7 separate regions of the Homo sapiens genome follow, and all the other regions are linked to region 1. Evidence: chromatin contacts called from ENCODE Hi-C or POLR2A ChIA-PET data. All regions are on one chromosome and are shown on one strand. Each heading gives the region's core, a stretch centred on a gene start or an enhancer-like site at or near the end of the contact. The rest is flanking DNA. Distances are from core to core; before and after follow the strand shown. Region 1 holds the start of MPRIP (myosin phosphatase Rho interacting protein). Region 2 overlaps RAI1 (retinoic acid induced 1). Region 3 holds the start of GID4 (GID complex subunit 4 homolog). Region 4 holds the start of TRPV2 (transient receptor potential cation channel subfamily V member 2). Region 5 holds the start of RAI1 (retinoic acid induced 1). Region 6 overlaps TOM1L2 (target of myb1 like 2 membrane trafficking protein). Region 7 overlaps PIGL (phosphatidylinositol glycan anchor biosynthesis class L).

Region 1 (2,700 bases), core at 1-2,500:
ACCAGATGATCCGTGGAAAAGTACACAGCTCTGGAAGCATTTGCTACTTCTCCTCCTAAAACCTCCTCCATTCCCTGAGCGACAGCTGCTGTGGCTGCCACTACCACATGCTCCAATGTCACCTCCTCCGTGAAGGCTGGGTTAGCTCACCCCCCTGTTTAAAGACTCACCATGACTCCCAGCTGCCAGTGGGATGACATGTGCACGCCTGGGCTTGGAATACAAGGCCTGGGTGATAGAGCCCTCTTCCAATCCCTCTTGCTCCTTCTTCCCCTATCTCCACTTCCAGCCACACTCAACCCTCTCACTGTCCACTTAAACTTCCCCTCCTCCTTGAAGCCACCCGAATTTTTCTAAAGAGCGCATTTCTCCCCTCTCTGGGCTCCTGCAACCTTCTGCCTGAGCCTTTGACAGCCTTTTCCAGGTTGTCTTTTGGCCAGGAGGCTGGACAATGGAGGACGGGAGTGACAGCTCGGCCCCTTCCTAGCAGAGTGATCCTACACAAATTACTCCAGGTGTCTGACCCTTCATTTCCTCAAGCACATCATGGGGGAAAGAATGCCTAGCTCAGCACCTGGCAGAGAGTCAGCCTTCGCTCATCTCCCCTAATGGAGCTGACAGCTCTTCAAGTCCGCTGACATCTTCTCTTAGTCATCCCTTGAAATACTACCCGCTGTTACTTCTCTGCTCCTCAGTCTCCTCCTATGTAAAATGGGGATGAGAAAGGAGAGGTTGCGAACCTTTAATGAGCGAGCCCTTGGAGTATCCAGCCCTTCCCGACGCTAACTGACTCCTACGAGGGGGCCTGGTACACAGTAGGTGCTAAACTAATCCTCTCCGAGCTGGGCTTGGGGAAGATGCCTCCGTTGGGTGTACAGCGTGGGCGCGGGAAGGCGAGCCTGGGAGCGAGGGGGTTGCAGAGAGGCAGCCTGAGGTCGGCTCCGCCTTCCCCCGCATCCCCCGCCCGGGCCCTGCAGCTGTCAGCCCGGCCGGCCTCGGCGCCAGTCCACCAAACCTGAACGTCCCATGCCGGCGCCCCCACCTTCCCGGCCTGCACAACTTACCTTGCGCTCGGCGGCCCTCGGTCCCGCCCCCGACTGCCATTGGCCCAGAGGTTCCTTTGTTAGCGAGAGCGCGCCAACCCCATTGGCCGGTGGGGCTGCCGATCGCGTCGGGCGCGGCCCCGCCCCGTACGCCCCGGCACCTCCCCGCGCCCGGCCGCCCGCCCGCCCGCCCGCCCGCCCGCCCCCGTAGTGCGTGAGGCGCTCCGGTCCCATTTGCAGCGGCCGCGGGGCGCCGAGGGCAGCTGCGGCGGCGCGGACGAGCCGGGACGGCGGCGACCGGAGCCTGAGAGGCGGGCCGCAGCGGGAAGCAGCGGGCCCGAGGCCGCGTCCATGGGCCCGCGGCGGCCGGGCGGCGGCGGTGCGGGCGGGAGCTGGGCGTCGCGCGCGCTGTGAGGCCCGGGCGGCTCAGGAGCCTCGGCGCGTGCAGCGAACCGCCCGCCGGGAAGGAGGCCGGGCCGGGCCTGCGGCGGGGCCGGCGAGGGATGCGGCGCGGCCGCGCTGAGCCCCTAGCCCGCCGGGAGCGCCAGGCCGGCCAGGCCTGCGCCGCCGCCGCCGCCGCCGTCGCCGCCGCGCCGACCATGTCGGCAGCCAAGGAGAACCCGTGCAGGAAATTCCAGGCCAACATCTTCAACAAGAGCAAGTGTCAGAACTGCTTCAAGCCCCGCGAGTCGCATCTGCTCAACGACGAGGACCTGACGCAGGTGAGCGACTGGGGCCGGCCCGGACACCTCCGTTCTGGGAGCCGCGGGTCGGCGGCCGGGGCGCCGCCAAGGGCTGCAGGGAAAATAAAAATGGAGCAGGGAAATGCGCGAGTCCTGGGGCATGGGGACGGGGACGGGAAGTGCATTGACAGAGCTGGGACAAAGGGAAAATCCTCGAGTATGCCGAAAAATAACATCCTTTCCCGTTCCCATTGCCCGGCTGTGTGATTCATGCTTTTTGGGTGACTCAAAAGTGCCTGGTTTCGCTTAGTAGGAACAAAGCGCTTAGGGATTGCATGCCGCTTGACGGGACCCCCCTGAGATTCTGGCTTGGGACTGGACTTGGATTTGTCCAGCCAGAGTGGCCCAGGGGTCGGATTGTTGGGGAGGACTGTGGGCTTCCGTCTAGTGGGACGCAGCCTGCCCCGATTCTGAATCATCGTCACTGTCAAGCACTGGAGAGAGGTGAAGGGGTGTCCAAATCTGGCGAGGAGGGTCTTGTTCTTGAACTTAGTTTGGCAGGCCGTAGTTTAGCGGGGAGCTGGGACCAGTTCCCTGGTCACTGGCCGAGGGGTGAGGAGACCTGTGGGTCCTCGGGAAAGTTGATTTCTGTCTCCCAGCCTTAACTGTCAAACAGGGCTTTGAACTAGTTATGACTCCCAAACGTGCATTAGAGTCATAGCCATTAAACACAGAGTTCTGGGGCCCCCGCCCTGGAGTGACTGGGGAGATGGGGAATTTGTATTGATGAAAGGCTCCAAGAGGCTTGGCTGCAGCCCCCATGGCCCTTGGGAACCCCTGCAGTGATTGCTGTTTGAACTCCTAGTGTTCCAGGATTCCGAGCCTTGTGTGCACCTCCTTGGGATGTGCCTCGGTACCCTCCCCACGGCCATCATCTCCATCCTCTTCAGAGCTTTCTCTCAGCCTCCTGAATG
Region 2 (2,700 bases), core at 174-2,673, 710 kb after region 1:
TCCTCTCCAGGCTCTAGAAAGTCTACCGTTCTCTGCCCCAGACCCTGGCTCCAGATTCAAGTCTAGACTGGAGGAACTGTGGATCCTTTGGGATTTGGAAAAAAGTTCTAGACCCTCTTCAGAAAAATGTGCTTGTCCACACACACTTCAACTTTGCATTGGATCTCAAGGTCTCATACCTGGGCTGGGTGGTCTGTAAAGCAGGGGAGACCTATTTGGGGAAAGGCCTCCATGCTGACACTCACCTGAACCTAGGGCCAAAGTGTATGGTTGTACAAGTTGTACATTGTACAAGGATCCCTGGAAGAAATCGAGCCACTGGCCAGCTGTGCAGCCTGGCACCTGGGGTGTCTTCCTGTTTTGTACAAAGGCATTTTATGCCATTCGCCTAACCCAATCTTTTTTTTTTTTTTTTTTTTTTTTTTTTTTGAGACAGAGTTTCGCTCTTGCTGCCCAGGCTAGAGTGCAATGGCGCGATCTCGGCTCACCGCAACCTCCGCCTCCTGGGTTCAAGCAGTTCTCCTGCCTCAGCCCCCCGGGTTCAAGCAACTCTCCTGCCTCAGCCTCCCGAGTAGCTGGGATTACAGGCATGCGCCACCACACCTGGCTAATTTTGTATTTTTAGTAGAGACGGGGTTTCTCCATGTTGGTCAGGCTGGTCTCTATCTCCCGACTTCGGGTGATCCGCCTGCCTCGGCCTCCCAAAGTGCTGGGATTATAGGCATGAGCCACTGCGCCCAGCCTCCCTAACCTGATCTTTAATTCCCCTCCTGCCTCCCATGACAACTCAAGTTAGTGGCACTAGTAAAGTTACAGAAATTATGTGCCTTAGCCATGGGAAACCGGCCCTCTGTAAACTGTTATTAAAGCCATAACAAATAATATCCGACAGCCTGTACCTACTAGTGTTCAGTTCCTGGTACTCCAGAGCCCTAAGCGTTTTTGGGCAGTGGTTGGGGGGCTGCCACCAGGCCTCAACTTGGGTTAGGAAGATAGGGCAAGGGTGCAAGGCCCGTCTCTGCACAGAGGGTGGGAGAGAGGAGTAACTACATAGTAGGTGCTTGGTAAGCACTTTCCCAGTCTACATTCATTGGGTCCATTTTATAGATCAGGAAAACTGAGGCTCTGAGAGGGCTGGTAATTTGGATTAGAGAAGGCCCACCTGTCTGGAGCGGCTTTATGAACACAGGCTTTGGAGTGCGACAGCGGGGAGGTCAGGAGAGGAGAGGAAATAGCCATAGCTGTACCCCCACAACATTCACACCATGCCTCCCCCTGAAGGCTTTGCCTGACGTTTGGACTGTTTAGAGGGCTCCTCTGAGCTCCCACAGCCTGAGCCTTCCTGTCACGGTGCTGCCACCCTGGTTTAGCAGGCCTGTTTACACACTGTCACCCCAAGAGCCTGGCAGCACCCCAGTGCTGGACTGTGAGCCCTCCACACAGGGCCCAGCGCATGGTGTGTAATACAGCTCTATGGAATGCTGAGTGGCTGATTAAGTGGGCTCTAGCTTCTGGCAGCTTTGCTCCCTGGGTGGATGGGGCGGGAGTGATGCAGAAAGGAGAGGTGTAGGCCTAGAGTTAGGAGGGCAGGGAGAGCACTGGGCACTGGAACCACTTGGCAGGGTGAGTTGGCATTCCCTGTTTGCCACGACCTTGGGGTCACCCTCACCAACTTGCCCCAGCTGGGCCTGACTGAAGGGCAGGGGGCCTGGACATTGGAGCCCAGGGAGGGCAGAGGGTGGTAGACTCAGGAGAGAGCTCTTTGTTTGGGGGCATTTCTCCAGCAGAGACCCTTAGTCCCTCCAAGGAGCATGTCCTCCTCCATCAGTCAGTGTCCTAGCCAGCAGGGGTGCGTCCCCCCAGATCCTTCCCTGCTTATCCTATCCTGGGCCCAGCCATGCTTTCTCCCATGGGGTCATGTCATCCTGACCCTCAGATTTGGCTGGGTCGCCCCAGGGCTCTCTGACAAAGCCCAGCTCCTCCCCTGGCACCCAGCATCCCTCAGACCCGGCCTACACCCTGTCAAGCCCGCCTTCTCTTCACCCCAAGGCCTGCCGTGCCTCACAGCTTGGGCAGGGCTGTACCCTCTGCACACATCACCCTTCCCTATCCCCAACCCTCTCCCTTTAGTGATAAATCCAGCTGGCCGCTCTTTGCAGCTCACCAGGGACCAGTGTCCCCAGTGCGGCCCTCGGTGCACCCAGTCCTTACGTGAGCCCTAGCCACCATGGAAAGCCAGGAGGGCCTGGCCAGCCTCCATGTGGGGTCTGGTTGGTTATTGCAGGGCCTGTTGGGACTGCCTGTGTCCCTGTTCCCCTGGGACAGGAGTTCTGGAGCCTGCGAAACTTAAGCATCCATCATGGGACCTGGCACGGGGGTGCCTGGCCACAGCAGGAGTGAATGAATTTTTTTTTTTTTTTTGGAGACAGAGTTTTGCTCTTGTTGCCCAGGCTGGAGTGCAATGGTGTGATCTCGGCTCACCGCAACCTCTGCCTCCCAGGTTCAAGTGATTCTCCTGCCTCAGCCTCCCAGGTTGCTGGGATTACAGGTGCCTGCCACCATGCCTGGCTAATTTTGTATTTTTATTAGAGACAGGGTTTCTCCATGTTGGTCAGGCTGGTCTGGACCTCCTGACCTCAGGTGATCCACCTGCCTCTGCCTCCCAAAGTGCTGGGATTACAGGTGTGAGCACTGCACCTG
Region 3 (2,700 bases), core at 73-2,572, 1.0 Mb after region 1:
TTCAGGTGGGCCTTTTTCTTCTTTAATTGAGCTTCTCTACCAATACATACAGGTGGGTCTTAAAGACAACCGTGCCTCCTGCCTCCAGCACAATAAAACTAATTGAATGGTGGGAGGGTGTTACTGCTCTTCATTCACTGAAATGAGTCATTCTCACTCTTACCCTGACACCACTCACCATCAGCAATGAAAGAGCCACTACTTCTAAGCTTCATCAGAGTTGGAGGTGGAGGTGACTCCACAGTCAGAGGTGGAGGTGTCAATTTCTATTTAGGAGAGAAGGCTGCAGATGGCAGAGGTTGTGGTAGGAGGGAAAGTCAGGAAACCTGCAGCAGAAGTGCCCGGGATGGAGGAATGAAGGCCCAGGTTCTAGGTCCCTTCTGGGCAGGTCTTGTGTTGGGCAGTGGAGACACGGAAAACAGTCAGACAGACACCACAAACCTCTGAGAGAGTCTGCCTGTAACCCAGACGAAGTCCTGATTCAGAGCCCAAACTTCCCCTTTTGAAAACAAAGATGACACCTGCTTTCCTTATTAAAGGGAGGGCAGCCATAAGCTTTGAGAAAACCTGCACAGGCCAAATATCAATTACTGTATCGTGCGTGACTCGCTGTTCCCTCTCGGGTCGTCTGCCCTTGTCTGGGCTTCACTTTCTCATCTGTAAAAAGACCTGACTGGCCTGCATAACCTCATGAGCCTGAACCCTGCCTCAGTTACTTCGCTTTGCACAGCCGAAGCCCGAAGCCCACCTTACCCCAGCTCGGCCCCAACCCAAAAGAACATGTCATGGTCTTACCTGTCGGCGGGGCGTAAGCCCGGGCTGGAGACGGGATGGTTGGCCCCGGACTCATAGAAGCGCTGGGGCCACCCGCCGGCCGATTCAGGAGACGGCGTCCCCCGTCCCGCAGCCGGAGGCAGCTCCTCCACATCGCGCCCGAGGGTCTGGGAAGATGCGAGACGCGAAACCTGGAGCAGGAAACACAGAGCGATGGGATCCCCAAAGCCGCACGGTCGGGCTGTACGGAAACCTCTCAACGCCTCCTCAGAGCCCTCAACCTCCCTTGGACGCCGCCATCTTCCGCATGACACCTACGGCGCGCCGTCGCCGCCGCGCGCCTCCTGCGCACACCCCCAGTCAATCAGCATCACAAACGCACCTCGCCCCGCCCCCTCCACGCCGCGCCTCGGCGAGGAGACTACAAGTCCCAGCGGGCCGCTCGCGCACCGCGCCACGTGTTTTCTCCTCCCGCCAATGGGCGGAAGCGCCGCCTGAGCCTGCTCCCGCCCCCCAGGCTCGCCTGAGCCAATCGGAAGGGGCGGGGTGTGTGTGTGTCTGTGTGTGTTTGTGTGTTGTGTGTCTGTGAGTGTCTGTGTGTGTGTATGTGTGCGCGAGGGCAAGTCGGGAGGGGGACCCAGCTCAGGACTGGGAGGCCCTGCTCGCAGGTCCCTGGGTCCCGGTGGCGGCCGGAGCGCTTGCTCCGCAGGCAGCGGGCGGGTGGTCGCCCCTCCCGCCCCCACCCCGCGCGTGCGCGCCCCGGCCTCTCCCTCCCCGCCACCCTCCTCGGCTCCCGCGCGGCGGCGGCGGTTCCTCTCCCACTCCCCCCAGCCCTGGCTCCGGGGGACCCCGCGATGCCGGTCCGCACCGAGTGTCCCCCGCCGGCCGGTGCCTCCGCTGCCTCCGCGGCCTCACTCATCCCGCCGCCGCCCATCAACACCCAGCAGCCCGGCGTGGCCACCAGCCTGCTCTACAGCGGCTCCAAGTTCCGCGGCCACCAGAAGAGCAAGGGGAACTCGTACGACGTAGAGGTGGTGCTGCAGGTGAGCGCCGGGCCGGGCCGGGGCCCGAGGGCCTCCTCGCGGCGCTCACGGGCCGTGCCCGCTTCGGCTCCTCGACCCCGCAGCCGCGGAACAGGCCCTCGCCGCCGGGGCCTCCTGCACCCGGCGCTTCCCACCCGGGACCTTCCCAGCCTGTGTCTCACACTCTCCGAGCCCCAGCCCTGACCTGCCCCTTCGGACCCAGAGCCCGTCGTGACCGGCTCCTGGCGGACCCCGAACACTCCCAGACTTGAAGCCCGTGACCGGCCCGTCTGGGATCCGGAAGCCCCTCATGACTCGGAGAAGGCCTGGGTCCTTCCTCCCCATGACCTGTCGTCCCTAGATCAGGGACTGCCACCAGCCCTTTTCAGACCCTGAAGAACTCTCCATTGGTTTCACCAGACTTGGGACCCTCCCCATGTCTGGGCCCACGTCAGATTCTCTCAGACCTGAGACATGTCCTCCTGCCCCTTCCTCAGTTCCAGGAATCCGCAGACCTTGGGGTCTTCCTCCTCCTGAGATCTCCTTAGGAGGGCTTCATCAGACCCCCAGACGGGGGAGCACCTAACCCGCAACTGATTGGTCAGGCCCTGGCCTCACCTCAAGACCAGGCACTCACTCCCTGAGTGCTGCTCACAGTCTGTTGGGATGTTGCCTCCTGGGTCCCCTGTTCCACTCACTGCTTCTGTCTCTTCATGGTCCAGGCACCCAGCTCCTTCCAGCTTCTCCACCCCCAGGCCTCCTGCCCCTGCTCTGGGACCATTTGCAGTCTTTTCCCAGTCTTCCTGGCCTCTATCCAGACTTCCCCACCCCATACCTTCGTCTTGCTCGATCCTGGTTCCAGGGGACCCTCTTTCCTGTTCTTAACTTTTCTCTACACAGGCAC
Region 4 (2,700 bases), core at 43-2,542, 630 kb before region 1:
GCCTATTATAATTGATTTAAATCTAAACAGTCATTGTGGCTAGTGACTATCTTATTGGATGGCGCAGGCCTAGAGTGTAATGTGCATGACAGGGTTGCCATGAGTGACGGATAGCGATGGAGAAGGGCATCTGGACTTTGAGGGCTCATGGTATGGAGTTTGCATTTTATTCCAAGCACCATGGGTGAGGTTTTGTGATTAAGTCAAGGCGTTAGGTGACCTGGTTTTCTTTTTTTTTCTTTTTTGACACAGAGTCTCGCTCTGTTGTCCAGGCTGGTGTGCAGTGGCACAATCTCAGCTCACTGCAACTTCCGCCTCCCAGGTTCAAGCGATTCTCCTGCGTCAGCCTCCCAAGTAGCTGAGATTACAGGTGCCCACCACCATATCCAGCTAATATTTGTATTTTTAGTAGAGATGGGGTTTTGCCATGTTAGCCAGGCTGGTCTTGAACTCCTGACCTCAAGTGATCCATGCACCTCGGCCTCCCAAAGTGCTGGGATTACAGGTGTGAGCCACTGCGCCCGGCCCTGGTTCCCATTTTTAAAAGGTCACTTCAGTTGCTATAAGGAGAAATGGATTATGAGTGTGGGGCAAGAATGAAGCAGGGAGACCAGTTTGGAGGTGGCTGCAGTTGCCCAGGGGAGCAGTGATAGTGGCTTGGACCACTCAGAAAGACAAATTTTGGAGGAAGAGCTGATGCCAGGTTTTGGGAGTGAGGGAGAGAGATTCCTAGGGCTACTTCGGTGGTGGTTGGGTCCCCAAGCTCCAAGACTGAGTCCAGACCAGGGCCCCGTTGGTGGTGAGGTCTGATTTTAGCAGTGCGTGCCCACCTCCTTGTCTCCACCTGCTGGCTGGTGCTTGGAGCACCTTTAGGGGAACTTTAGCCATCAGAGTCCTGGGGTCAGGAGGCTGGGAGAAGGTCCTGGGAGGTGGGAAAGTCCCCCAACTGCTGGGTGGATGGGTGGGTGGGACTGTGTTCCCAGGGGCATCTGCTGGGCTGAGCCTCTCCCTGGGGGCTGTCCACATCAGCTTTCTCCCCTGCCATGGGTCAACTCAGGCCCATTTATGGGCCACACGGCTGCTTGGAAGGCATGTGGTGGAGAAGGGGAGGAGATAGCTGTCAGTGGACTTGGGGAAGAATCCCCCATCCATGGCAGCTTCCATGGGTGGCAAGTCCCCAGCATCCAAGGGCTGCCTCTGAGTGTCACCCACCCCCACCTGAGACCTTAGTGGCTAGAAGGGGGAGGGGTGGGGGTGGAGCCTGATTCGCAGCAGGGTGTGTCCAGATGGTCAGTCTCTGGTGGCTAGCCTGTCCTGACAGGGGAGAGTTAAGCTCCCGTTCTCCACCGTGCCGGCTGGCCAGGTGGGCTGAGGGTGACCGAGAGACCAGAACCTGCTTGCTGGAGCTTAGTGCTCAGAGCTGGGGAGGGAGGTTCCGCCGCTCCTCTGCTGTCAGCGCCGGCAGCCCCTCCCGGCTTCACTTCCTCCCGCAGCCCCTGCTACTGAGAAGCTCCGGGATCCCAGCAGCCGCCACGCCCTGGCCTCAGCCTGCGGGGTAAGTCGGTGGGCAATGCTGGGGACGTTGGAGGGGGCCGGGTCTCCAAGCCTGACAGTGAATGATGGGGTGGGGAAGGCCTAGTGGGCTCCTGGCTTCTACAGCCTGGAGCCAGGGTCTGTGTGGGGCTCCAGCACCCTCTCCCTGGACCTCCACACCCCTTCCTCTGCTGCCAGGGTGGGTGAGGGTCCCAGGAGGTGGGGTGGGGGCTGGACAGACAACTGTTGCTGCTGGGGCTTGGGAGTCTAGGGCTGGAGGAATGGGCCAGGGTTTGGTTGGGGACACAGATGGGCTAAACGGTATGAAACGGAAAGAGCACCCTTCTGCCCCAGTGTGTGTAGAAAGGGTGGTGGGTCACATCTGCAAACTGAGGCAGCCAGGCAGCTCCCCACCTCCCATGTTTCCATGGGAAAATACCCCACCCGGGTCCCCAGGGCCTGGTCCCAGCCTACCCTCTCCACTTCCCTCTGCTGGTGCCGCTCCTCTCTGCTCTCTGCCCCCTGCCCCCTGCCCCCTTCTCCACCCTTCTGTCTCCTTACCACTCTTTGACTCCTTCTTCTTTCTGATCCTGCTCACTGGGCCCATGAGGGTTCCCCAACCCTGACCGAGGCCCCACCCTTGCCAAGTGATGGAGGCTGTGGTTTCAGTTTTCCTGTGAGGGTGAGATTGTGCTGTTTGCTGAGCTTCCTAGGCCAGCCTAGGGCCTGAGGCAGCGTGGTGGAGAGAGCCTGGGCCACAGGCTAGGGGCCTCCCTCCCTTCGTGAAGCCCCCAGAGGCCCTGAGGCACACAAAGGTAGTATTCGATGCCTTCAGAGCTGAATCAGACTGAAAATATAGACAGACCCTGAAAGGCTTTGAAAACGGAAGAGGAACGTCATGGTAGACGCATGGTGTCAGATCCGGCTCTGCCAACAACTGGCGACCTTGGGAAAGCCACTCCCCCTTTCTAAGCCTTAGTAGTCTTGGCAGCAAAATGAAGGGTTTGATAGTCTAGTGGTTTTCCCAGTTATTTCTTCTTAGAGCTCCCCTTCTTTGGCGAGGGGTTGAGTGACTGGCCCCATCCCAGTCATCGCACTTTTATCTGTTGGAATATTGGCTGCCAGGCAAGACGTTGTGTAAAGAAAGGGTTGTGCTGTTAATGTAAA
Region 5 (2,700 bases), core at 13-2,512, 640 kb after region 1:
GACCAGCTCCCCTCTGCCCTACCAAAGGACAAATGAGGGAGGCTTCGATGGGGCTGTTAATGGGGTCATATCCCACAGACCCTAGAGCCTGGGTGGGGCTGAGAGGCTTCCCAAGCAGGTGGCAGTGAGCTCCCACCTGAGCTATGGCAAGTAGAGACCTAGGCATGAAATTGCTCCGAGGTCTGTACCTTAAGTTTCATGCAAGGACTCTCTCATTCAACATGCCTCTGTTTAAAGTCTGCCAGTGGCTACCTTCCTTGCACTAGAATTGCAAACAAATTCCTCACTGAGCTCTCTGCAGCCCTGCAGGCTCTGGCCCTCCCGATATGGCTCTGACTTCAATGTGCCCATTACTTGTCCCCTTGCTGACGGCCTCCTCACAATTCCACTTACTCACCAAGTTCTCTCCTGCCTCAGGACCTTTGCACTTGATGTTCTTTCTGCCAATGATGCTCTTCCCAGGAGGGCAGGCCCCTGTAGTCCCAGCTACTCAGAAGGCTGAGGTGGGAGGACTGTTTGAGGCCAGGAATTCAAGTTCGGCCTGGGCAACACAGCAAGACCCTGCCTCTAAAAGAACAAAATGCTCTTCCCAGACTCTACCCATGGCGGTTCCTCTTGCTATTTAGATCTTTGCACAGACAGGCCTCCTTCTCTCTCCCCCAGCCAAGGAGCCCTAGCCGTCACTTCACCTGCTAATTTTCGTCCTAGCACTTACTGCTCTAAAATTATCTTCGTCATGTATCTAAGCATTTGTTTGCTGTCTGTCTCTTCCCACCAGGATGCCAGCTCCACGACAGCAGGGACCGCATTGTCTCTGCTGATTCCTCAAGACTCAGCAAGGTGCCAGGTGCCCAGTAAATGAAGTTTACATGAAGCCAATGGAGTTTTGAAATCGAAAATGTTTCTCAAACTGCAAAGAAGTGGGCACAGGTGAGGGCTAATGGTGGGGTGAGGGTGGGGGCCTGGCCTGACGCTGGAAGCTCCTGTACGCAGGGCGCTAGTGTCCTCCCAGGCCGCACCGGGATCCCACCGCAGAGGCCCCCTCCCGCAGGCCGGCCAGCGGGCGGGGGGCGCGCAGTGGGGCGCGCGGACCGCCAGGGGGTGCTGTCGGGGCGCGCACGGCCCACCTGGCGCCCGGGGCCGCGAGCGAGCGCAGCCAGGCCGCCCGGGAACTTTTTTCCTCGCGCTCTTGCTCTCCTTCTCCCCCCGCGCGTCGCCCGCCCGCCCGTCCGCTCGTCCGCTCTTCCTGTGCGGAGGGGATCGCATTCCTCGCGGCACCCGCGGACACCAGGCAGGCCCGGCCGGGTGCGCGGCCAAGGCCCGCTCCCCGCGTCCCCGGGCGCCGCCCCCGCCCGCGGCTGGGCTCCGAGAGACGAGTGGGAGAGCGAGTGCAGCGAGGGCGAGAGGCGAGCCGAGCAGGCCGCCCTGCCCGCGGCCCTAGCGCCGGCGCGAGGAGGGGGCGCCGCGGCCCACCCTCCTTCCTGCCTGGCCGCGGGCCGGCCGGGCCGCCGCGCCCCGACCCCCATGGCCACCCAGGCCTCCGGGCCGCGAAGTCGCAGCGCCAGACCCAAGGCCCCCGAGTGAGCGCGGGCGCCGAGGTGAGCAGCGAGCGCCGGGGCGCGGGGGGCGCAGTGTATCCTGCCCCGGGGCGGGGGCGGCGCGAGGCGTCGGGATCCTAGGCCGGGTGATGAGCCGAGGCGGGTTCGGACGCCGAGCGCGCGCGCTGGGTGGAGATGTGGGGTCCGCGGGGTCCTTGCTTTGTGTGGTGTGGGGGGTGCGCGAGGTCACCGGATGGACGTCTGGGGAGCTGCAGGGTGGGGGCGCCCTGCGCCGCGGCTGAGGGTCTTCTGGGGGATGTGCGGCCAGCTGAGGTCGGGTGGGGGCATGGGGGCGCGAGGGGCGAGTGTGGCAAGGGATCTGCTTGCGCCGAGGCGCGGAGTCTTTGCGGAGCGTGGGGTGGGGACGTGGGGTGCATTCGCGGGGCGCCGGGGGCGGAGGTGAGCTTTGTGAGTGCGTCCGAGGTGGGGGACGGGGAGCTGACTTCCCCATGCGTGACCCGGGCCCGGCGTGGCCATCGCTTGGGAGTCAGGGCCGGCGAAGGCCGTGCGTGGCGAGATGGGTGCTCGGGCTCTCTGCGGTGTCCCTACCCGGGCAGCGGCCCCGGGGCCTGTGCGCAGGCCCCGAGGCCGGGCAGGAAGCGGCCCCCGCGACCTGGGGAGCTCTGTAGCGGCCAGGCCCGGGAGGCACGGGCCCTTCGGGGATGACGTCACGGGCGGGGGCCCCGGACACGCGAGCCTTGCGCCCCACAGACGGCGGCGCAGCCCGCCGCCCTTTTCGAGGCCGGCCCCCCCTCTCACGCGCCTTGAAGGCAGGGAACCCGGGAGGAGGACATGGGGGCCGAGTGCGGCGGGGACAAGGGGTGGCAGGACGCGAGGGTGACATTTGGAGCCTGGTCGCGCCAGGGGCCTCCGTGGTGGGGCGGAGGGGAAGCGAAACACCAGCCAGGCCCTAGGCCGTCGCGGCCCCAGCTTCCTGGGGCGCCCGTTTTCCCGGCTAGCAGTTTTCTTTCTTGGGGCTCTTGGTCGTTATCCAGTCCACGCAGGGGCCGGAGTGCGGGCTGCCGCGGTGCTCTCCTGCGCGGAGCCCGGGCTGGCGGGGGCGCGGCGGGCCTCGGGCTCTGAATGGATGGGAGCGAGTGTA
Region 6 (2,700 bases), core at 66-2,565, 920 kb after region 1:
ATGAGCCACCACTCCCTTATACAGCCTTTCAAAATGGCAGGTAGAGAAAACAATGCATATGATTCTTCTTCAAAATATCACTGGGATTCAACACAAAAGAGCATATACTGTATGACTCCACTCATGAACTTCTAGAAGAGATAAAAGATCAGTGGTTCCCTCTGCAGTGTGTTGGAGGAGAGGATTAACTGGGAAGGGACCTGAGGGAGCTTTCTGGGGTGAGGTTGACAGTGCGTATCTTGATGGGGTAAGGTGACAACATGTAAGCATGTGTCAAAATTATAACAAAATGTATGCATTTTACTACAAGTAAACTACCTCAGTGAAAATCATTAGAAGGCAAATATATATACATTTACACAAAATATATATAAAGTATAACATATTTATATAAAATATATATAAAATATGTATATGTATATATTTACCTGTGTGCATGTATTTACATGTGTGTATATACTTACATATCACAGGCTATACACACACACACGTACACACACATATGATTCATAGGTATGTACAGTCTCTTATGGAAAGCTGTAAGTCTTAAGAAAAACTAGGCCAGGCGTGGTGGCTCACGACTGTAATCCCAGGCCGAGGTGGGCGGATCATGAGGTCCGGAGATCAAGACCATCCTGGCTAACACGGTGAAACCCCGTCTCTACTAAAAATACAAAAAATTAGCCGGGCGTGGTGGTGGGCGCCTGTAGTCCTAGCTATTCAGCAGGCTGAGGCAGGAGAATGGTGTGAACCCAGGAGGTGGAGCTTGCAGTAAGTCGAGATTGTGCCACTGCACTCCAGCCTGGGCAACAGAGCAAGACTCTGTCTCAAAAAAAAAAAAAAGAAAAGAAAAACTAAAAGCCACTTTGATTTGGGCCTTAAGCTTTAGGTCTGAAATGAACTTGGAAAGCTTGTTCAACCTCTGTTCTTCAAAACAAACGAACGAACAAACCATGCTCTTCAAATGAGTAACTGACAGGATGTGCCCCACCCAAAGTCTCACAGCAAATCAGCAGCAGAGCAGTGAACAGTCCCAGACTTTCCCAGTCCTAGCCTGGGATTGGTTTCTCTGGTCTGGACCAGTGCCAGAAAAAGTAGATAAAACAGAAGACCATTGGTGATTTTATGAGCTAATTTCATTTAAACCATCAAATCTAGAGCTAAATAGTACCCCCAACCAAGCCCAGTCAAAAACAGGAGACTAACTTTCAAACAATAAAATGTATTTACCTTCATGAGGCTGAGTTGAAAATTTCCACTCCATTAAAATGACAGACTTACTACCCCATGCTTACCCTCCCTGCCCATATACAAATATCTAAATGACTGGCAAGAGGCTGTGAGCTAAATAGGAAGACATGTAAGAGTCATAAAACTGAGTCACTGTGGGACCTTGGCAAGTCTCCTACTGTGATACAGTAAGAAATATATATTTGGTCTTTGTCCAGGTTCCTGGCACACCTCACCCAAAACCCCTGGAATCTCCTGAGAGATAAGTGTCTTTTGTATGCTAATGAGATTGGGGCTCCCTAGCCAGAAAGACCAAGGTACATTTCAGTGTTGGAACTTTTAGCCGTACCCTCATCCCACCTTACCTCCGGAAAGGGGAGAGGGACTAGAGGTTGAGTTATTCACCAATGGCCAGATTTAATCACTCATGCCCACATAATGAAACCTCCATTAATACCCCTAAACGATGGGGTTCAAAGAACTTCCAAGTTGAACACATAAAGGTGCTGGGAGGCTGGCACAGAAGTTCTCTGCCCCTTCCCCACACCTTGCCCGATGAATCTCTTCCATTTGGCTGTTGCTGAGTTATATCCTTTGTCACGAAAATGTAAGTAAAGTGTTGTCCTGAATTTTGTGAGCCATTCAAGCATATGATCAAACATGGGGAAGGCATCACGGGAATCCCCAATTTATAGCCGGTCATGGGAAGTACAGATGGTAACCAGGAACTTGTGACTGGCATGTGAAGTGGGGGCAGTCTTGTGGGACTGAGCCCTTAACCTCTGGGGTCCGCACCAGCTCCAGGTAGTTAGTGTCAAAACTGAATTCAATTGTAGGACATCCATTTGATATCAGAAAAAAGACAAAAACAACAAAAAAATCCCTGCACATTTGCTGTCAGAAATGTCATACATCACAGACACCCTCTCTGGCCTTGTTTCCACAACCTGCAAAAATTAGAGGGTTGGACCAAATACCACTAAGACCCTTTCAACTAGAGTCTTCTGATTCTTTGAATTGCTGGTTTAAGAATTTCCACAGTTAGCATAGGAGACTCTCGCTCTCTGGAAGCCACTAGCAAATTCAGCTTTCAAACCCCAAGCAACATCATTTCTCAGGCCTCATTTCCTATTTCGACTAATGACGTGCCAGAAATCTGTGTGATTTCTCCTTTGAGGAGCAGCAAAAAAAACTCCACAGTGTCCTATTACAGGACCCAGTTCTTGTCCCCAGCTCTCAAAGACAGCCCAATTCTCTGAGATGAAAGAATCAGTCTCTCTCCATTACACTCAATTTTAAACCAAAACCCGAAACAGAATTTTTGACATGCCTCCCAGACTACAAGGCTTATGCTTCATTAATGATTAAAAGAGCAGCTGGTGATGTCTTAAAAGCAAGTTGGTCAGTTAGACAATTTAGCATGTGTTTAAATTCCGTCTTTTCCTCCATCCATCACTGTAGTTCTAAGGC
Region 7 (2,700 bases), core at 184-2,683, 750 kb before region 1:
GGGGCTTCCCTCACCAGCACCTGGTGACTGAACGGACCCACAACCCCACAGATTTTCACAAAGGGTTTCCATGACTCTCCCGACTAAAATGTGCCGGCCAGTGTGACTCATTAGAATGTGTAGGAAAGGTCACTGTTTGAGGATATTCAGCCAGTGGGGGAAAAAACCACAACGTTATTTTAATGAACGCTTTTAGCCTGGCTTGTTTCCTGAACATTAAGGTCTAGGGCGGGACTTCGAGTTTGGGGCCTTTTCCAGAGGTATTAACACTGTGTTTGCTAAATACACCCCAGGGAAGGAGTCGTCGGGCTTCTACGAGTCACACTTAAAAGACTGGCAAGAGTTGGCTTCTTCTGTTGTGTTCTTAGCTTCCAAAATAGTAGTCTCTCCTCAGAGCCAGACGCGCAATGCCATCATGTTAATGAGGTGCCTCATGTGCTTCAATAGCCACTGACTGATGGTACCCCGAACCTGCCTGGATTCCTCACCTCTTCCCCTGCCCATCTCTCCTTCCCGCAGCAAACTGCTCATCCTGCAGCAGTCCGAACCTCTGCCTCATTGGCCCTAAGCTTCCTAAGGGAAGGGACCATGACTTGTATTCATGTTTATATCCCTAAAACTCAGCCCTCTGTTTGGCACATAGTGTGTGCTTAGTCCAGATCACTTAAATGTACAATGATTTCATTCTCTCGGAGCCCCGCTCTGGTGGTGTGGGTCCCTGGGGACCCCTCCAGATGCCTTTCTCCAGCCATGGCTGCGCAGGCACCGAGAAGCCGCAGGCTGGTTCCAGCTCACAGCCTCTCGCCTCAGGCCCACACTGCTCCTCCTGCTGTCTGCCCCAGGGCTTGCGATTGCCCGGGGGTCCCCAAGCGGGCTCAACTCTGAAAGATTAGAGAGCTAACAGCCTATGGAGATAAATACTTCCTTCTTTATCTTCCTGGGAAGATGGACAGTTGTAAGATGATTTTCTTACAACTTTCAGACAGTCCTGTGGGAACACACAGCCAGTGCCCATAAGTAGGGCCACATCAGTAGAGCATCCCTGCTTCCCTGCCTTCTCCATCTGTCAGTGGCTTCTGCTCCTGGGGTCACAGTCCCCAATAAAGTACACACTAAGCCTTCTTCCTAGGGGAGCTGAGACTCGAATACATTCAGAGCCCTTTAAGAAGTTCTCTCACAGACTTATTTTTGTTTTCAAAATTCAATTCCTCTAAATATATTTCTGTTCCTCTTTCGTCTAAGTCTCATTCTTTTTGACTGAGAAGTCAGAAGCAAAATTAAAGTTTAGTGACTAGGGTTTTTTTGTCCTGTTATACGTTGACATTCCTTACCGTGGGTGTATCTGTGCTTTCTTTGCTCTTACTCTGAACATGCCCAAAAAAACTCTTGTGTTATCTTTAGCATATTTCATAAGCCACAATTCAGGAAGTTAGAGAAATTGCTCCCTGGTGCAGAGCAACAGAACTGCCGACCTCTTTCCACTCCAATTGCGGTGAAAGTGATATCTCTCTGCCTGAGCTGACGTTGGCCTTTAGGCTTCTCTAATTATTTCCTTAGGTTAGATTTCTAGAAACACAGGGTCAAAGGGCACAGATATTCACATATAGGCAAGTTACCTTCTTCTTGAGATGTAGCAATTTAAACTCATAACAGCAGTACATAACAGTGCCCCTTTCTCTGTGTCTTTCTCCAACACAGACATCTTGCTTTAATTTTGCATTTATTTGATTCTTTCTGAGAAGCAGAAGGAATATATGTTGGCCGTTTGCATTTCTTCTTTTCTAAATTACCTGTTTTCTTTCCTTCCTTCCTTCCTTCCTTTCTTTCTCTTTCTTTCTTTCGAGACGAAGTCTCACTCTTGTTGCCCAGGTTGGAGTACAGTGGCTCAGTCTCGGCTCACTGCAGCCCCCACCTCCCAGGTTGAGGCTATTCTCCTGCCTCAGCCTCCCGAGTAGCTGGGATTACAGGTGCCTGCCACCACGCCCAGCTAATTTTTGTATTTTTAGTAGAGATGGGGTTTCTCCGTGTTGGCCAGACTGGTCTTGAACTCCTGACCTCGTGATCCACCCGCCTTGGCCTCCCAAAGTGCTGGGATTACAGGCGTGAGCCACTGCGTCCAGCCTATTACTATTATTCTTTTTTTCTTTTCTTTTTTTTCTTTTTCTTTTTTTTTGAAACCGGAGTTTCGCTCTTGTTGCCCAGGCTGGAGTGCAATGGCGCGATCTTGGCTCACCGCAACCTCTGCCTCCTAGGTTCAAGCAATCCTCCTGCCTCAGCCTCCTGAGTAGCTGGGATTACAGGCACGCACCACTGTGCCCGGCTAATTTTGTAGTTTTAGTAGACACAGGGTTTCTCCATGTTGGTCAGGCTGGCCTCAAACTCCTGACCTCAGGTGATCCGCCCACCTCAGCCTCCCAAAGTGCTGGGATTACAGGCGTGAGCCACCACACCTAGCTAAAAATTCTTTAATAGGTCTCTTTAATGTTTTAAGTAGTCCTAGATTTCCCCTGTGAACCATCTTGAAAGTTTTGCCTTTTATTCTCAGTTCTCTTTTGCTGGCTTCTTATCAGGAAACACCACCTGACTGATTTGAGATGTAAAGTGATGGAGTGCAAAGACCACAGGTCTCTGTATTCAAAGGTCTAGGTGCAAGGTACAACCTTACCGGATATTTCAGAGCTTGTCTTTTATAATTTTTGA

The links. A loop is a pair of places that touch in the nucleus more often than their neighbours do. ChIA-PET counts read pairs that join two places held with the same protein, here RNA polymerase II (POLR2A). Pooled maps may share reads with other maps.
Region 2: a pooled map shows a loop between it and region 1 (10-fold over the local background). The contact joins the enhancer-like site here to the promoter of MPRIP in region 1. A Hi-C loop is called at or near these places in 1 of 37 single-sample maps with no recorded cell type and 8 of 50 pooled maps. POLR2A ChIA-PET finds 5 or more read pairs at or near these places in 1 of 52 experiments (activated CD4-positive, alpha-beta T cell).
Region 3: a loop to region 1 is called in a map of CD4-positive, alpha-beta T cell, with 21 times the contacts of the local background. The contact joins the promoter of GID4 here to the promoter of MPRIP in region 1. A Hi-C loop is called at or near these places in 2 of 168 maps with a recorded cell type or tissue (B cell and CD4-positive, alpha-beta T cell) and 8 of 50 pooled maps. POLR2A ChIA-PET finds 5 or more read pairs at or near these places in 1 of 52 experiments (activated CD4-positive, alpha-beta T cell).
Region 4: a pooled map shows a loop between it and region 1 (10-fold over the local background). The contact joins the promoter of TRPV2 here to the promoter of MPRIP in region 1. A Hi-C loop is called at or near these places in 1 of 37 single-sample maps with no recorded cell type and 5 of 50 pooled maps. POLR2A ChIA-PET finds 5 or more read pairs at or near these places in 1 of 52 experiments (HEK293).
Region 5: a pooled map shows a loop between it and region 1 (4-fold over the local background). The contact joins the promoter of RAI1 here to the promoter of MPRIP in region 1. A Hi-C loop is called at or near these places in 1 of 168 maps with a recorded cell type or tissue (CD8-positive, alpha-beta T cell) and 6 of 50 pooled maps.
Region 6: a loop to region 1 is called in a pooled map, with 2.8 times the contacts of the local background. The contact joins the enhancer-like site here to the promoter of MPRIP in region 1. A Hi-C loop is called at or near these places in 2 of 50 pooled maps. POLR2A ChIA-PET finds 5 or more read pairs at or near these places in 2 of 52 experiments (AG04449 and OCI-LY7).
Region 7: a pooled map shows a loop between it and region 1 (6-fold over the local background). The contact joins the enhancer-like site here to the promoter of MPRIP in region 1. A Hi-C loop is called at or near these places in 1 of 37 single-sample maps with no recorded cell type and 5 of 50 pooled maps. POLR2A ChIA-PET finds 5 or more read pairs at or near these places in 1 of 52 experiments (activated B cell).

Annotation. Positions count from the first base shown.
Region 1 is chr17:17,041,207-17,043,906 of GRCh38, forward strand. MPRIP (myosin phosphatase Rho interacting protein) reads left to right here and starts at 1,251. Exons shown (of 24, transcript NM_001364716.4): 1 at 1,251-1,765. The coding sequence starts at 1,643. LOC124903938 (a long non-coding RNA gene) reads right to left here and starts at 1,119. Exons shown (of 3, transcript XR_007065644.1): 1 at 1,065-1,119; 2 at 575-702. RefSeq lists a silencer at 816-1,275 and an enhancer at 1,938-2,700.
Region 2 is chr17:17,753,793-17,756,492 of GRCh38, forward strand. All of the region lies in intron 2 of RAI1 (retinoic acid induced 1), which reads left to right. Among named protein-coding and RNA genes, the nearest start is that of RAI1-AS1, 11 kb to the right of the region's middle. Within about 2 kb of position 1,424, at least 6 of the 41 ENCODE cell types and tissues checked have a DNase peak (open chromatin) inside an H3K27ac peak, as active enhancers do.
Region 3 is chr17:18,038,086-18,040,785 of GRCh38, forward strand. GID4 (GID complex subunit 4 homolog) reads left to right here and starts at 1,323. Exons shown (of 6, transcript NM_024052.5): 1 at 1,323-1,817. The coding sequence starts at 1,380. ATPAF2 (ATP synthase mitochondrial F1 complex assembly factor 2) reads right to left here and starts at 1,083. Exons shown (of 8, transcript NM_145691.4): 1 at 796-1,083. The coding sequence starts at 928. RefSeq lists enhancers at 742-811, 822-871, 1,012-1,121, 2,272-2,331 and silencers at 1,232-1,321, 1,332-1,921.
Region 4 is chr17:16,414,279-16,416,978 of GRCh38, forward strand. It overlaps TRPV2 (transient receptor potential cation channel subfamily V member 2), which reads left to right and starts at 1,293. Exons shown (of 15, transcript NM_016113.5): 1 at 1,293-1,555. RefSeq lists enhancers at 1,124-1,243, 2,194-2,263, 2,524-2,573 and a silencer at 1,964-2,083.
Region 5 is chr17:17,680,196-17,682,895 of GRCh38, forward strand. RAI1 (retinoic acid induced 1) reads left to right here and starts at 1,263. Exons shown (of 6, transcript NM_030665.4): 1 at 1,263-1,598. RefSeq lists silencers at 984-1,493, 1,524-1,663, 1,724-1,803, 1,815-1,987, 1,974-2,700 and an enhancer at 1,304-1,905.
Region 6 is chr17:17,957,261-17,959,960 of GRCh38, forward strand. The region is part of intron 1 of TOM1L2 (target of myb1 like 2 membrane trafficking protein); the gene reads right to left. Among named protein-coding and RNA genes, the nearest start is that of TOM1L2, 14 kb to the right of the region's middle. RefSeq lists a silencer at 1,034-1,083. Within about 2 kb of position 1,316, at least 22 of the 41 ENCODE cell types and tissues checked have a DNase peak (open chromatin) inside an H3K27ac peak, as active enhancers do.
Region 7 is chr17:16,286,383-16,289,082 of GRCh38, forward strand. The region is part of intron 2 of PIGL (phosphatidylinositol glycan anchor biosynthesis class L); the gene reads left to right. Among named protein-coding and RNA genes, the nearest start is that of MIR1288, 5.7 kb to the left of the region's middle. RefSeq lists enhancers at 1-350, 1,435-1,564, 1,825-1,874, 1,895-1,944. Within about 2 kb of position 1,434, at least 26 of the 41 ENCODE cell types and tissues checked have a DNase peak (open chromatin) inside an H3K27ac peak, as active enhancers do.